2 separate regions of the Homo sapiens genome follow, and region 2 is linked to region 1. Evidence: chromatin loops called from intact Hi-C (ENCODE). Cell type or tissue: psoas muscle. All regions are shown on one strand.

What was found. A loop is a pair of places that touch in the nucleus more often than their neighbours do. Peaks named below come from ENCODE experiments on the same cell type or tissue, not always from the same donor. Only the 100,000 strongest peaks of a DNase experiment are listed, where the experiment ranks them.
Region 2: it touches region 1 in a loop (9-fold over the local background); 4 of 110 quality-filtered maps call a loop at or near these places.

Annotation. Positions count from the first base shown.
Region 1 is chr17:53,788,204-53,796,203 of GRCh38, forward strand. No RefSeq gene overlaps it. Among named protein-coding and RNA genes, the nearest start is that of KIF2B, 31 kb to the right of the region's middle. RefSeq lists an enhancer at 3,210-3,710. In psoas muscle, a CTCF peak has its summit at 4,392 (motif pointing right); DNase peaks (open chromatin) are centred at 4,458 and 5,038; H3K4me3 peaks cover 392 bases; H3K27ac peaks cover 1,924 bases.
Region 2 is chr17:54,171,808-54,179,807 of GRCh38, forward strand. No RefSeq gene overlaps it. Among named protein-coding and RNA genes, the nearest start is that of KIF2B, 350 kb to the left of the region's middle. In psoas muscle, a CTCF peak has its summit at 1,071 (motif pointing left); no DNase peak of the experiment used is centred here.

The DNA of each region.
Region 1 (8,000 bases):
ACCTGGGATTAGTAAAATTTAAGCCTTTATGAAGTTGCCCATTTCTTCAATAAATATTTCTTCAGCTATTATATGAGACTTGAGTTACTATATGACATGAACTGTGTCAGTTACAAAACCCAGTGTGAGCAAACACTAAGTTCTTCCCCCAAATGCTCCTTAGAACAAGGGTCACAGATGAAAAATTAGACTGGAAAATCCGTTAAATTGACCTACCATAGTATTCACACAACTTTTCATTCTTAATGTAAATGTAAGGAAAATGCAAGATTTCTTTTTCTTTTCTTTCCAACAGCCCCCAGTTTACACAGACACTAGTAGTAGATGTGGGAAATACACACTTGGGTGACTATAACCTATTTACAATGAGAGAAAAATCTTCAGGGATGAGTTAACATGTTTTATAGTGTTAATTACAGAAAGTGCAATACTAATAATGTTCAGGAGTTAATTAACCACTTTCTGAACTTCACTCGTCTTGTCTCACACACTTGGCAGAGGCCATCAAAGTAATAATCTGTATCAAAGACTCTTATCTACTTTGAGGTTTGCAGAACTTCTTTGAGAATCTCTTTATGTCTTTTCTTTCTAATAAATGCATATAAGCACATTTAAACTGAAAACTGCAGAAATATCAAGGTTTTAATAATTATCTTGGAAACCATCCATACATTCCTGAAACCTCAGAGATCTTAGGTTACAATTAATTCACTTATATGAAGAATGTCTTATTAATATAGATTAATACATTTTAGTTCATTCAATTAATTAAATGTTATCCATTATAAAATACTTAGAATTGTCTGGCTTACAGTAAGCTGTCAATGAGTGTTAGATCTTTTATTTTTACAGCATATGTTGAGCATATCATGTATTAGGCACTTTCTTAAATGCTAGATTAATAATATATAACATTTTCTATGTTTACTGTAAGACAGACATATATTTAATACTTTTAATTACCCTATGCAGTATATATTTTCGTGCTTACTGCTTTAAGATGAAGAAACTGGCTGTACTGAAATTATCTTGCCCAAAGCCAGTAGGGCTTATCATCAAATCTAGTACTTTACTACGACTTCTCTTCAATACCAGTAGAGAAACGGTAGGGCTTGTATTCAAATCTATTGCTTCTGATTCCAGAACCCATCCTTTTATTTCTGTGATATTCCATTGTTAGCAGATTTCACTCAACCTATGAAAAGCTTGTCTGGGATGATTCACTCACATCACCCAGGTGAACATATATCTCTTATAGGAAGAACTTTCAGTTAATATCAACTCAGATCAAAGCTAAACCTAGAGAGAGGCAAACTCCATAGTTGAAGTAAACGACATGACATAAATTTGCATTGGCAGAGTGCTTAAAGTGCTACCTTTTCAAAAGTAAAAGAGTATATAAATTATCATAAACTTCTTTTGTTGAATGAACTCTCCCCTCATTCACCTCACTAGAAAAGGCTGAATATTTGAATTCCTATAATTTTAATATCAAGAATCCTAGTGCACATTTAAAAGGTTATACAGTTTGTGAAAGGAATGAGACTTTGCCCCTTGCTTTTGCCTTATGATGGTGTAAGTCAAAGGTGCTATAGTTTAAAATACTCTTGGTTAAATCTCAGATTTGGGCTTGTGCATTTAAATTCTAGAGATATTATTAAGACTGTTGGTCTCCTTAAGAATCAAGACAGGTTTTTAAAACTTGCTAAGATGTTTGATTTTAAATACTTCTTAGATGAAAAAGTACCAGAGTCTAAAATGTTCAGATCTAGAAAAAAAGAGAGATTTGTTTACCAGTACATGTTTGAATTTTTAGGAAAACAAAAAGATTCATGGAGATATGGCCTTTAATCAAGCTATGTTTCCAATGCAGATGAAACTGAAGTGCAAATGCAAAAATAAGCTGGCTTGTCAATCATAGCTAGTCGAATCACCAGGGGTGTGAAACGTTTGGATTTTTGGATTTTAAAGGGTTAGACAAAGACGGGATAGAAACTTGCTGTGTTGAAAAGGATACTGTTTTTGGAATTTTCAGACTTTTTGTCCTTACTGTTAAAATAAACAGCATCGATGGCACTCATTTCTCCTACTCCTTCTTCCTCCTCTTAAATTAAGTTTAGCCTCAAGCTGCCTCCTTACATATTTTAAGTTTGGCCTAAGGGTTTTTCTGTACATCGTGAACTATAACCAGCAGAGGTATAAACAGACCGTTGCCTACACTTGGGCCAATCAGCGAGTTTTGGCCAAATAGCCAACTATTCCAACCATGTTCAAATATGGCAAACACTGTAACCAATCCAGCAATTTCTATACTTCACTTCTGTTTTCTGTACCTCACTTTCCTTTTTCTGTCCATAAATCTTCCACCACGTGGCTGCACTGGAGTCTTTGAGCCTACTTGGGCTCGGCAGGCTACCCTATTAATGTAGTGTTCATGGCTCAATTAAACTCCTTTAAATTTAATTCAACTGAAGTTTTTTTCTTTTAACACTCCTCAGCAAAAAAACATTTGTAATGCTCCCTGCCTCACCAGCTAATCCATTCTTATCATCTGGTATTCTACTGGACATTATATTTTTAAACAGTCACTAGGAGAAATACACTTGCAAATAGCTAGTTGAGACTGAAAAATGATCGAAGAAGTTTAAATCTGATGAGACTCCTAGGGAAATACCTATTAGAAGCATGTGCATGGGTTGAGGGAGCTAAGAGAAGTCATAGTAAGAAACACAGTAATGGCCAGTCGTGGGTGGCTCAGGCCTTTAACCCCAGTCCTTAGGGAGGCCAAGGCAGGCAGATTACCTGAGGTCAGGAGTTTGAGACCAGCCTGGCCAACATGGTGAAACCCCATCTCTACTAAAAATACAAAAATTAGCCAGGCATCATGGTGGACACCTGTAATCCCACTACTCCAGAGGCTGAGGCAGGGGAATCACTTGAACCTGGGAGGTGGATGTTGCAGTGAGCCGAGTTTGTGCCACTACACTCCAGCCTGGGTGACAAAACAAGACTGTCTCAAGACAAAAAAAGAAAAACAGTAAAACCTATGGAGACCCATAATTACAAAGAAGCATGCTGACGGTATATAGCTGGTCAAACAAACAAACAAACAAAAAACAGGGAACAGGGAGACTCAGGAACATCTTATTCTGAATTCTATATTCTTCCCACGCTCTTCATAGACCCAACTCTAACAAATTGTTTTTGGGAAACCCTTTATTCCCCCAAGGCTCTGAGTTATTTTAGAAGGAGTGTATTAGATTCACATTTGGCTACTTAGAGACAGATGTATACATCCATGTTACTTAAATGTTGACAATCTGCAATGCGAAGGCTTGAAGCACGCAAAAAATACTTGGTGTCTGCTCTAAAGACAGAGCCAATACGATAGCTCCCTAATGATGGTGGCAGGGGCCCATCTGGGGTGGCCACTGTGAGGACTCCAGCTGCAGTGGGGGAGGTGCGACCAGGGCTGTGCGCTCGGTGGGGGCTGGTAACTGGTGATCCCAGTGGGAGCCCCATACCCTACTGAGTTGGCAGGGAGGGAGTCCTTGCCTGCAGGTGCAGCTACAGCTGCCCAGCTGCAGCTCCAGACCCAGGCATCCCTGCACTCTTGGGAGCTCAGGAAGCCCTCTTCCCCTGCAGGCTCAGAAGTGCCTGCTCCCACTCACAAACCTTTTCCTGCTCCTGGTGCCGACTCCAGTGCAGAGCAAAGTTATGGCTAAGCCCGAGGGCTGTCACAGCCTGGCCGGGTGTGCGTGTACTTGGGGCAGCACTGACGTACAAGCCCCCTGTTCCCTTGGCCCCTTCCAGACTTTGAGCACCGACAAGTGTGGGAGGGAGGCTGAGGTACTGAGGGCAGCTTGTCGTGGGCCTGTGGGTGCCCCTCAGCAGGAACAGCCTGTGCACTGTGGATGTAATGTTGATGGCAGCGGGAGGCACACAGATTCTTAGGAGGGAAGGGGCAGGTCCCCAGTGAAACCCCACCTTCAAGCCAGGGAGAGGTTGAAGCTTGGGGGCCAGGCTCCCAGTTCCAGGTGGGGTTCATGACCAGGAGTGAGAACTTCATTGATGTCTTTCAGCCAGTCAGATGGTGCTTTTTCCAGGCCTGCCTATGTCTGCCTATGGACAAGTCAGCATGCGCTTCCTCCATTCTGAGCATATTAAGAACCCCAGACTCAGCCAGAGTCAGACACTTGTCAGGATGACCAGCCTGCAGAAAGGAGCTACCCACTTCAGGTCTCCTGAGAGCCATTCTGTCACTCAATAAAGCTCTCCTCCTTGCTTACCCTCCAGTTGTCCACATAAATTCATTCCTCCTGGACATGGGACAGGAACTCGGGAATTGACAAATGCAGGGAGTGAAAGGAACTGTAACACATTCCTGGCCAGCTCGCTAAGCTGCAGGTGGCGACACAGTCCTGGACTGCAGGAGTGAAGAGTGGCAACCCTTCCGGGGCCCAGACCTTAGAATACCCATGGCCAGAACTGCTGTAACACTATATCCCTCCACCAGTGCTGGGTGGTTGCCCCACAAGACAGGAAGCAGCAGCGGTACAGGGTCAGCCCAAGAGCTGTGGCCAGAGTGGGACAGTGGGACTGAGAGACCTGTAACACAAACAGGCTGAAACACATCCCCCCAAAACTCGCCCCCTCACTCACCAAGCTGTGGGCAATAATAAGGAGAGAAGAGCTGTGGCCTTTCTGGGAGCCCAGACCTCGGGGCTCCCTAAGTCAGGGATGTGACATGCTATAACACTCTCTTTGGGGCTCTGTGGTTCCTGGCATCTCTGAGTTTTTGGGTGCCACCATCTTTTCCTCATCCAGATGCTGGTGCCTGCAGCAGAAGCTTCTAGTGGTACATCTGGTCCAGCCTCAGCCTTGCACAAAGCTGGCACCTGGAACTACCTGCCACACTACAGCAGGCAGTGTGCCTGGCTGTGCTCAGTGTCCAGACCCCATGCTCGCTTGCTCACACACCCCTTGCCACTCCCCACCTGGCTCGTGGCATCCAGGCCAGTAACGCGAGCTGAGTACAGCCTGCCAGGCCAAGTCAGCATAACAAGCCCAGCAGGCAAGAGCAATACTCAAGCAGAAGGTGCCACTGCCCACAGAGGTTTCCAGCTGGCGAAGTGACACCCTAAGGATCCAATGACACTACTATACAAGTTGCAGGAACATGAGAACACTTTCCTTCTTTCATCTTGATTTGTCCTTAAATCTAGTTCAGTGAAAATGTGCATGGCAAACTGCCTTCCACCATGAAATCTGCTAAACGAGCACCCTGTTCCCATTAGTTACTGAACACACACACACAAGCGCACACACACACACACACACACACACACACACACACAGAGAGAGAGTTATTCTTCTCATCTATCCTAAATTTTACTGACCTGGGGCACAGTCCCAGAATATAAAACCTCTAGCTTTCAAACAAAGGGACAATTCAATGACACACAGCTCCTGAGAGAAATTTCCATTAAAAAAAATAAAAGCAAAATGAGCCCAGGTAGGTAAGAGATTATCAGAGGGTAGTGCCATATTTCAGCCAGCTGATAAATATATGGCAGCACTGTAGGTCTTATCTACCTATGTCTCCTAGAATTGAGTAGTGAGGAGTTGTCAAGGAGATGCATATTAACACATTTATCTGCTTTGACAAATGAAATCAGGTATAGTCAGTGAGAAAATTACGCTGATTTGGCTGAATGGTTGTCCAGTAACCTCTGGTTTTTCTATGGTGAATATTTTCTCCATGGTGAATATTTTCCACAAACTGAATGAGGAAAATCTACTGTTCAAAACTTTGATGAAAATGTATTTAACAAATATAAACACTAGGTTGGGAAATAAACATGACAATTTTCAAACATAAAATTAGATGATAACTTAAAAATGTGTGAGGGGCCTAGCAGTTATTTTTAAAATATCTTAGGATGTGTATAAGCAAAAAAAAAAAATGTGTAGACAATTTGCTTGTACCAACTTTAGAACCCTAGTTAGACCTGAAATCTACAATTTAAAAATAATGGTAACGGATACCTTTTCAGAATAACATGCATCTATCATTCTTGGAATAGTTAAAGCAACAGGTATATTTAGCTCTTTAACTTACAGAAGAGCTGTTATGGGACATCCAGAAGCTAACCTTGATTATTTTAAAGATTATTTTTTCAGGAATAGGATTAATCCTCCAAATTTTTCTAGAAGACAGAACTAGAGTCAGTAGGCTAATCACTTTCAAGAAAGCAGATTTCATCTTAATATAAGGTAGAGCTCCCTAACCATGAGCACTGTCCAAAAATGTAGTAGATTTCCAACTCTGAACATGTCTAGCACAGGCTAGAGACACACTGGGTAGGAGGAATATAATAAGCTAGGTCATTTCTAGCTTTCAGACATAAAATAATGTAGCAGGTACAGTGACTCACTATTTATTGAACTTGGCCTTAAATCTTAAGGAAAGTAAATCTAACTCTTCTTCTTAGGAATGGTCAGATTTTCTGTACTTTCTGATGATCTTGTAGTGGAGAATAAGTGAAATTCATTTTCTTTAGCATGTGGTAATGACTACAAGCAAATAAATTTGATATTTATGAGATTCATGTAGAGGCCCCAAAGTATTCCACTGGGGAGCTTGAGATTGAATTATTCATCTACTGCAAAGGAATCACACAACAGCAAAAGTACCAGGCAGCATAATTTCACAACTCCTTTTATTTCTGTCATTGAAGAGATTTTCCAAGTTTAGTTTTCTCCTGTTTCAGGTAGGTGTACTATTTATTCTACTTCCTTGAAACAAAAATTCACAGCCAACATCATCACAAGGCATCTCTGTTCACTTTACTTTAACTATAAATAAACTCTGCTATCTGCAGCTCCTTGGCTGCCACCTCTGGAAATGTTGCCACAACTGGTCCTCACTTTCCCCTTCAGCTTCAGACTCTCTCTGTCTGACTCTTTTGGTGTTTTATTCTCTCATAAGTTATTTTCACCATTTTTTAAAATAAAAGTGATACAGAGAAAGGGGAAAGAAGAAGAAAGGAGGAAGAGACAGAAAATGACTCAAAGTTACCTTCCGTTTTTAAGAGGTCTCTTTGCATGGATAAACTGAAGTCATAAGTTGTGTGTCCTTGGATGATGCTTTAATATCATTAGTTTTTTGAAAATGAAGAGAATCCTGAGTTATTGCTTATGTTTATACAAATAAATCCCATATTTCACATCTGTCACTAACTTACTGACTTAATTGAATGCGTATCAGTTGGTATTTAAGGGCCAAAGAACTGTAAGAACTGATGTCATTTATTGAATCAAGCAATGGGTTATTGAAATTCCTGTAGCCCTGTTTTACGTGCTAGGGATGCAGAAGTGAGCAAGATCCATGTCTTCTGAGGCTTTCTGTCTAGTGAGCAGGTACACTAAATGTGTTTTTATCAGAAACAAAATCTATGTTGAAATCAGGGAAAAAACACATGGTGTAAGTAACTCCTGATTCTGTTAAGTTGAATTACGTGTACTCTGTTGTAAGTAAAGGGAAAATACTCACCTGCCCTACCCGGTGGTTTATGCTCATTTTGTCTCATCTCATAGAGAGAAAGTGTGTGGTGGTTGGGAGAAAAAATGAACTGGAATAGGTTGAACTTGAGTCTGAGTTTTATTTTTAACACTTACTAACTGTTGATCCACAGTGCTCTCTTTTCCTCTTCCTTCTTTCTTTACATGGGAACAGTAATAGATATGTCACATAGTCATGATAACTTCATGAGACAAAACATGCAAAACACATAGTAGTAGAGTGCTTTGGACCGAGTAGGTTGTTAAAAAATATTGCTTCTAATTTTTCTTCCCTTTACCTTCTTGTTCTTACCTGGCCACCATGAAAGGCAGACATGGAGACTCATTCAGCACTGCAAGTGGGACAGTTTGATTAGGCTTATTTCTTTTTCCTTCATCATAAACCCAATGTGTACACTGTGAAGTACACAAGAGAC
Region 2 (8,000 bases), 380 kb after region 1:
GATTGCTTGCAACTATTGAGATGAAAAAAGAAACAATTTCTTAGATTGAAAATACAGTAGTCAACCCAGTATTTATCTCCAGATTTGCTGATTTCTGCTTGACAGTAACATAATAATGGACCATAGAAAAACTAGTTGTGTTTTTAGAACAGACTCTTTTAAACCATGTGATTTTTTTTTTTTGTCATCAGTAAACAGAATTAATGTTTGGCTCTGCACATTTTAAAGCTAGTTGAAATAACAATACATTGCAGAAAAAATGGGATTTTGGTAAGGATTAAATATGATTGCTTATGAAAATAATAAGTATAATGTGTTGAGAATCTAATGTATTCCAAGAATTTTACAGAACTTGTCTCTAATTTTTCCAACAATTCTCTAGATGAATATTTGCCATCTGGAGAACTCCAATTGCAAATAAAAAACCAAGTTCAGTAGGTTGCCCCAGGTTATATAGTTAATAATTGCTAGACCTGAAATGAAATTCTTATCTTTGCCCTTCTGACTCTTTCTATTCTGCAACATTGTCTCTAAGGAAATAATGAGGAAATTATCAAAGTACAAATGCATTATATTAGCTATAAATTTCTTTATTAAGGGATTAGGGCAGAGACAAAAAAGCATTCATCAGTGGTAACATGCAGTCTCTAATCTTGGTTCCATCACTTCTCTTTTCCTCTTAAATGATTCATAACAATGCACACTGCTGAGAGAATCTTTTGCTCCGGGAATAAACAACCAGGAGGTATACAATTCCCAGGCCATTTATTATCCCTATTTTTGCAACATCTATCGTCAATTAAGTCCTATTAAATGATTACAAAGGTAACTATTTAGTTACAATTTTGTTGAATTTGTTAGCAAACTTCTTTGTGTCATTTGCTTCTCAAATGAAGAGACTGTAGCAACAGTGAAACCATGTGGCAAACTGGCATTGGGCTGCAGTTCATTAGAATCTGAAAGGCAGGAGAACTCATCCACATTTAAAATTCTACATTTGAATTTTCGTTGCTTATGCTGACAATCCTTTAAACACAAAGTCATAAATCAGCAGGCAGTGCTAGGGAGCCACCTGCTGGAATAACTGGCTGAATTTTGCTGCCATGTTTCCACAAAATATAAATTCACTTAATATTAATTCAATTAGAAAGTTGTCAAATTTAGGGTTCCTTTTGCCCTAAATAGATATCTTTCACAAAAACTTTCAAACTACACTTGGTAATGGTAAAGAGCATTATTATATATATTTTTAAAAAGGTAGGAAGCATGAAATAAGAAGAAAAAATATTCAGTGAACATTATTATGTAATTGACATGTGAAAATACAAGAGATAGCCAAGAAATTCCAGTGACATTAGTCAGATTTTCAAAAGAAAGTTACCTATTGCTTCAAGATTGCTGTATCATTCATTTGTCAAGGATATTCACTGTAACAATTTTACCCAGAAATTATACTTAAATAGTAATTTATGTAAATGATAATATTTTGTTAATATTAAAATGAATATGTTTTTAAAACCTGCTTGCATTAAAACCACAGGAGGTCTAATTTGGAATCAAGTGATGCAGATTCTTTTTCTTTTCCAAGCTGTTTAAAATTAACCTCTGTTACAAACTTTTACCTTTAATATTGAGTGGATGATAAATTAAAGTTTTTAGCTAAAAATTGATTAGTATAGTATTTTTCTAGACTATGTTGTTCAGAAGTCTGTGCTAAATATAGCCACCCATTTTCCAGCCTTTGCTATAGAGTATGTATAATGAACATGAAAGAAATGTTCTTTGATGATGCTTTTATGTTGCCTACGGTTCATCATTCTAAATATGCTCTCCGTGTGCAGCATAGAAAGTAAGTAAAAAAGATAGGAAAGATTGATCTGAAATGTCTACTATCTCCAAGACATAGCCTGGAGTTATTTTTCTTACTGGTTCCCTGTTATCAGTTTGCTTTCTTATCACTTTCTTTATCCTCTAAAGAGTAGCATGCCTAAAGATTCTATTTAATTAAGAGTTTCAGTTCATGAAAACTATGATTTTATTTATAACTAAGTATTCTCAAGATGGTGGGAACCGTAGGTAATATGGGTAGGTGGGGAGAGTTCTGTAATTCCTGTTCAGCTGACACTATTTGATAAGTCCTTTACCAACTGCAGTTGCTTTATTTCAGATTCCCTTTGACTCACCATGGTAGATCCTCACTTAAAGCATTTTAGAATATATCAAGTCATTTACCTTAATCTATGTGACACCTAACAACAACCTTGAAAGATGTGATTCTTATCTTTACTCTACAGGTGAGGAATGATTTTCAGAGGAGTTAAGCAAATTGTGCCATGTGGCATCCTAGTAAAAGCCTAAGGAGAGATTCAAGAACTTGCCAAGACCACGCTGAATCCCACTGAAATATCCAAGTTCTTAAAAAGAGCAAACCACTTTTCTGTGTGTTCATTTTGCACCCTTATCTCTGTGCTTACTACATTTTAATCACCCATTTTATTTCTCTCCAAAGTCTGTATGCTCCTTCAAACCATAAACTCCTTTTTAAAAATACTCTCAGCAGTTGGCATCAAACCTGATATTCATAAAATATGATAAATTAGTGCTTGTTGAAAGTTTGTTGAAGGAGATTTTATTATTTTTAAATAACATACATGAGATCTTATATTTGTTTATTTTATGTTTCATGGGAGTGTAGTAGTTTAGAATGAGAAAGGACAAGAAAATGATGTTTATTGAGACCCTACTATATGTCAGGTCCTCTGAGAGTACTTAACGTGCCAGCTCCTATGAAGGTGCCTTAGTCACCTAAGGTACTAATATTATGTATACATTAGAGACATGACACCATACATACATAGAGGCCATAATATACATATGTTAGAGACAAAAAAAAAAAAAAACAGAAAGACAAAGTGGTTAGATAACTTACTCTTAAGTTACCCAAAGCATTCTAAATTATTTCTCAACATTTCTTATCTTCTTTGAAAATCTCATCCACTTTCGTAATCTCAACCATCAATCACCTGTATGCAAGTGATGGCCAAATTTGCGTCAATCACTCCTCAATACCTCACACTCCCAAATTGCAATTGTAAATATCCTGACTATTCTCAAGAAATAACTATCAAATAACCATTTGAATAAATACCTATACTGGCAGACACTGTACTACTAGGTGCTGTATATCTACAGTGAACCAAACAATCTCTTTCTGCCTTCAGAGATTCAGGCTAATAGAAGAGTTAAGCAATACATATTGTCATGAAATCCATGAACAAGCAATCTTCTATGATAGGACAATCGGAGGAGTCCCTAAAGGGTTAAAAATTAACATAAGATCTGAAAGAAGCCAAGGAATCAATCAAGCAAACAGTGAGAATGAAAGTGTTCCAAAGGAAGGAAAGAATACATTTGAGGGCAGGGAAGACTGCTGAAGATTTGCAGAACTGAAAGTCTGGTTGTTTGCCTGAACATAAGTGGAAGCTCCTAAAGGGTTTCAAGTAGGGCATTAAAACCATCCATTTTATGATTTTAAAAAATATTATTCTGACAATTATGTGAGGAAGAGATTAGAACAGAACAAGAATGGAAGTGGTAAGAATCATTAGGAGACTAGTCCAGGAGTCCAGGCATGTGATTGAGACTAACTGGTGGAAGCACAGATGGAGAAAGGTAGAAGAATTAAAAACATATCTTATATTTTGATGTAAGCAAAATTTTGAATGCAAGCAAAATAAATTGATGAGTGGAAAAAAGGAGACATACTAGTCTTCTAAGTTGAGCAAATGATGAGATGGTGGTTTTCTTTGGATCCTTTCTGGGAAAGTTTGTTACAAATATACCTAAGTAATATTAGGTATATTGGTTAACGAGGGGAGCTTAAGTCCAGGGAAAAGTCAAGAGGAAAGTTGGGACATGATAGATTTAGAGATCTGAGTAAAATTTAAAGCAGACTATACACTATTTCCCAGATGTCTTAACTTGCTTGTCTAAATGTTTAATATTTCATGGTTTCATTCATTAATTTTACCTAGACTTTGAATTGCATCTCAAGTGCTCATGAAGGAAAAGAATGGTGTGGTCCATTTGCATAATCTCTTCTTACCATAAATATTCATAAATTGTGTGTGTGCTTCTCTCTTAGTGCTTACCTTATTCTACTGTTAATCTATAAGATCTTTAAAGGTATAAATGTATAAAGAGCCAAGACTTACTCTTCTTGGTATCCACAATAGCAGTAGAGGCCCAGTAAACATTTGTTAAATGTATTATAACTAAGTTAAATTTATGTCTCAAAAGAGAAAAAATATTCTAACCCTTTTTTTCTGAATAAGAAACTATGTATTTTGTTTAAAAAAAAGTACAGAGATAAGGTTCCATGAAGACAAGTGGTACATATTACTTGGAATCTTTCCCAAATGTCTCCAGTGCTTTGGCATTATCTCAATTCCCATATCTGCTTTAACAAAGCCAATCTCTCTTCGGAAATATCCATCCACTAATAGATTGGTCAGCAAACAATCCAAGCTGTGAGCCAAAGTCAGCCCACTATGAGGCCAACTCTGTTTGCACCCATTCTTTATAGCTTTTGCACTACAGTGGCAAAGTTAAGTAGTTGCAACAGAGACTGTATAACCTGTAAAGCCAAAAACCTCACTGTCTGGACTTTTATAGTTCCAGACTCTCACACTAGTTGAATACTTTGAAAATCTTCAGGTTCTTTCTGGGAAGTTTGGTAAGACTATCTCTAAGCAGTATTAGATAATTGGAATCTTACCATTTAGCACACTTTCATACAAAAAGTGACAGGTAATGGTTGGGATCAGAACAGAACAACATAAAGAGGGAATGGAATACAGAATAAGAAAACTTGCAGGGTAGGAGTTCCCAGCCATCCCATTACTGGGTATATACCCAAAGGATTATAAAACATGCTGCTATAAAGACACATGCACACGTATGTTTATTGCAGCACTATTCACAATAGCAAAGACTTGGAACCAACCCAAATGTCCAACAATGATAGACTGGATTAAGAAAGTGTGGCACATATACACCAAGGAATACTATGCAGCCATAAAAAATGATGAGTTCATGTCCTTTGTAGGGACATGGCTGAAGCTGGAAACCATCATTCTCAGCAAACTGTCGCAAGGACAAAAAACCAAACGCCGCATGTTCTCACTCATAGGTGGGAATTGAACAATGAGAACACATGGACACAGGAAGGGGAACATCACACACCAGGGCCTGTTGTGGGGTGGGGGGAGGGGGGAGGGATAGCATTAGGAGATATACCTATAAATGACGAGTTAATGGGTACAGCACACCAACATGGCACATGTATACATATGCAACTAACCTGCACGTTGTGCACATGTACCCTAAAACTTAAAGTATAATTAAAAAAAAAAAAAACATAACGCTAAGAAGCCTTAAAAAAAAAAAAGAATCAATAACATAATTCAAAACAGAGTTGCTCAGATCAATACAACCTAGTGGAGTCATTAAATTTGTTTTTGGGTTCCTACTTCCCTACTCCACTGTTTTCTTTGAGGCCATCTCCCCAATTCTTCCCCCACCCCATTTTAAAGAGCTGTTTTCATGTTCTTAAAGGCTCATTTCAAATGCTATCTGCCTGTGAAGCCCTTTTTAATTTATCCACTCAACAAAACTAGGTATGATAACCCATACTTGGATTCCTAGAGCATTTTGTTTGTGGAATTTACTGTGTAATGCTTATTTATTCTTCCAAGTAGATTATAAACTCTTTGAAGAGAGGTATTGCCCCTAGCATTGAAGTAGTTTAACTGAAATTAATTTATATAAGATATGAATCCACCACAATTGCCTGACAAGAATTTAGAATATGTGTATGTTGAGAGACTGAATATACAAATGGACAATGACTGAACCACATATAACAACAGACCCACAACATCTTCAGCAACCAGCCCAGGAATAGCCTTTAACTTGAAACAGCCTCTGTTTTCATTTTCACTGCAGCCGTCTGTCTTCTACTGAAACCACGTGGCTGGTTTGATTCTGCTATTGAATCTTAGTAGAACTACTAGGCTTAGGATTGACAGGCACAGGTTTCAAAACAGTGTGCCTTGAAGACCAACTAGGAACTTTAGCAGAGCAAGGGAAGTCAAAATTTACCAGTTGTTGTACCACAGCAAGGTACAATCCAAGAATAATGGTTTAAACCTGCCCCTGGGCTCTCCCTCATTTCAGCATACTTACTTCTTTGTCAACACTATGGATTTAGACTTCCCTTTTGCTCAAGAACACTCATCCTGTCATGCACGGCCTTGCTCAGATTTGTCATATCTGACACTTTGATTTAATGTCTGACTATGGCTCAACTCTGACTTTGTTTCATGTCATGAATGAGATTTTAGTGCTGCTCTAAAGTCCTTCTGTTACTAACCGGGACTCAAACCCAGAGATCAGATATGCCTCCCCAGTCTCAGCATGACCTGTCTTTGTGATCCAGTCTTCACATCCATATTCTGAAGACTGAGACAAGGCAAGGACCAGCAGGCATTGAGTTAACAAAAGCAGAGCAGGCATATACACTCCGGATCAAAGAATCAAAGTTGGAGAGAACAGCAAACAGCAGAATTCAAATGGCCAGGAAAATACAGAAGAAGCTGCCCTGTACCCATAAAAGTAGAATAAGCTGCTGATTCATTTGGGGCCTTTGCTGTCTCAGTTTCACATAATTACATCCTCCTGCATCAATCCAATGGCCCATCAGGGAAAAGGTGTTGTAACTTACTAAAATAAGAGAATTGTTCAAGGTCCCTGTGAGAAGCTAACTGGATTGTGAAACATAAATCAGGGTTCTATTGTAATAATAGATAAACAATCTCAAAATTATTTCAGAAGCAACATGTCACATGGGGAAGCCATCACTACTGTCATGTTTGAGGTGTGTATACCCTATCAATCATTTTAATGACATTTTACCTCTGCATGGATAGGTAAAGCATGATTAGCCTGCTGAGTTCAGTAGCAGAACCAGCCTAGGGGAAGGAAAAATGTCAAAAAGTAGAGTTACCTTGATAGAGTCATCTTAAATAACAGGCCAAGAATGCCAGTATTCTCATTTTCCCACATCTTTATTTATTTGGTTTTAGGCTTTATCAAACAATGTATATGTGGGAGGTATGGGTGGTTCAGGAGTACATGGGGTGCTTAACCTCTTTACCCTTGAACAATTGAAAATCATCAACATAATATCAAAATACAGATACAATATGGAGATATTTTAAAATAGTATTTACTCTGTTGATATGTAGCTTCTAAATCCAGCCAGAGGCTATCATAATAAACAAGTAACACATTCTATCACCTTTAGGAGCCATAAGTCTGAAAATATATAGGGAAACCTACAAACAGTAAATAATACAAGTTCATATGCTTCCAGTAGTAGAAAGACTGAATGCCTTAGGAAAATGATAGTGCAATGTGTGTGTTGATATATAAGCTAGGTTCCTATAATAATTTATCCAAAGTGAACTCATTGATTGAGAGGACTTCAAGCCATACCAAGGAAATACAGAGTTTTTAAAAGAACACAATTTTTGATTAAGCCAGTTATACTTGGATTATGCTCAAGATGCAGAATATGCTTTCTTTGGTGGGTAGTATGTGACTTGAACAGTATGGGAGATCGTCATTACCACACATCATCCTTTCTGCTGCTCTTGACAAAAGGTTTAAAGTTTTACATTCCCTATTAAGTCATTTGTACCTTCAAGAGGGTTCTACTAAATATATAGACATATGTACAACTACTTAACTTTGCCACTGTAGTGTAAAAGCTATAAAGAACGGGTGCAAACAGAGTTGGCCTCATAGTTGGCTGACTTTGGCTCACAGCTTGGATTGTTTGCTGACCCATCTATTAGTGGATGGATATTTCCGAAGAGAGATTGGCTTTGTTAAAGAAGATATGGGAATTGAGATAATGCCAATTATCTCAATTATCT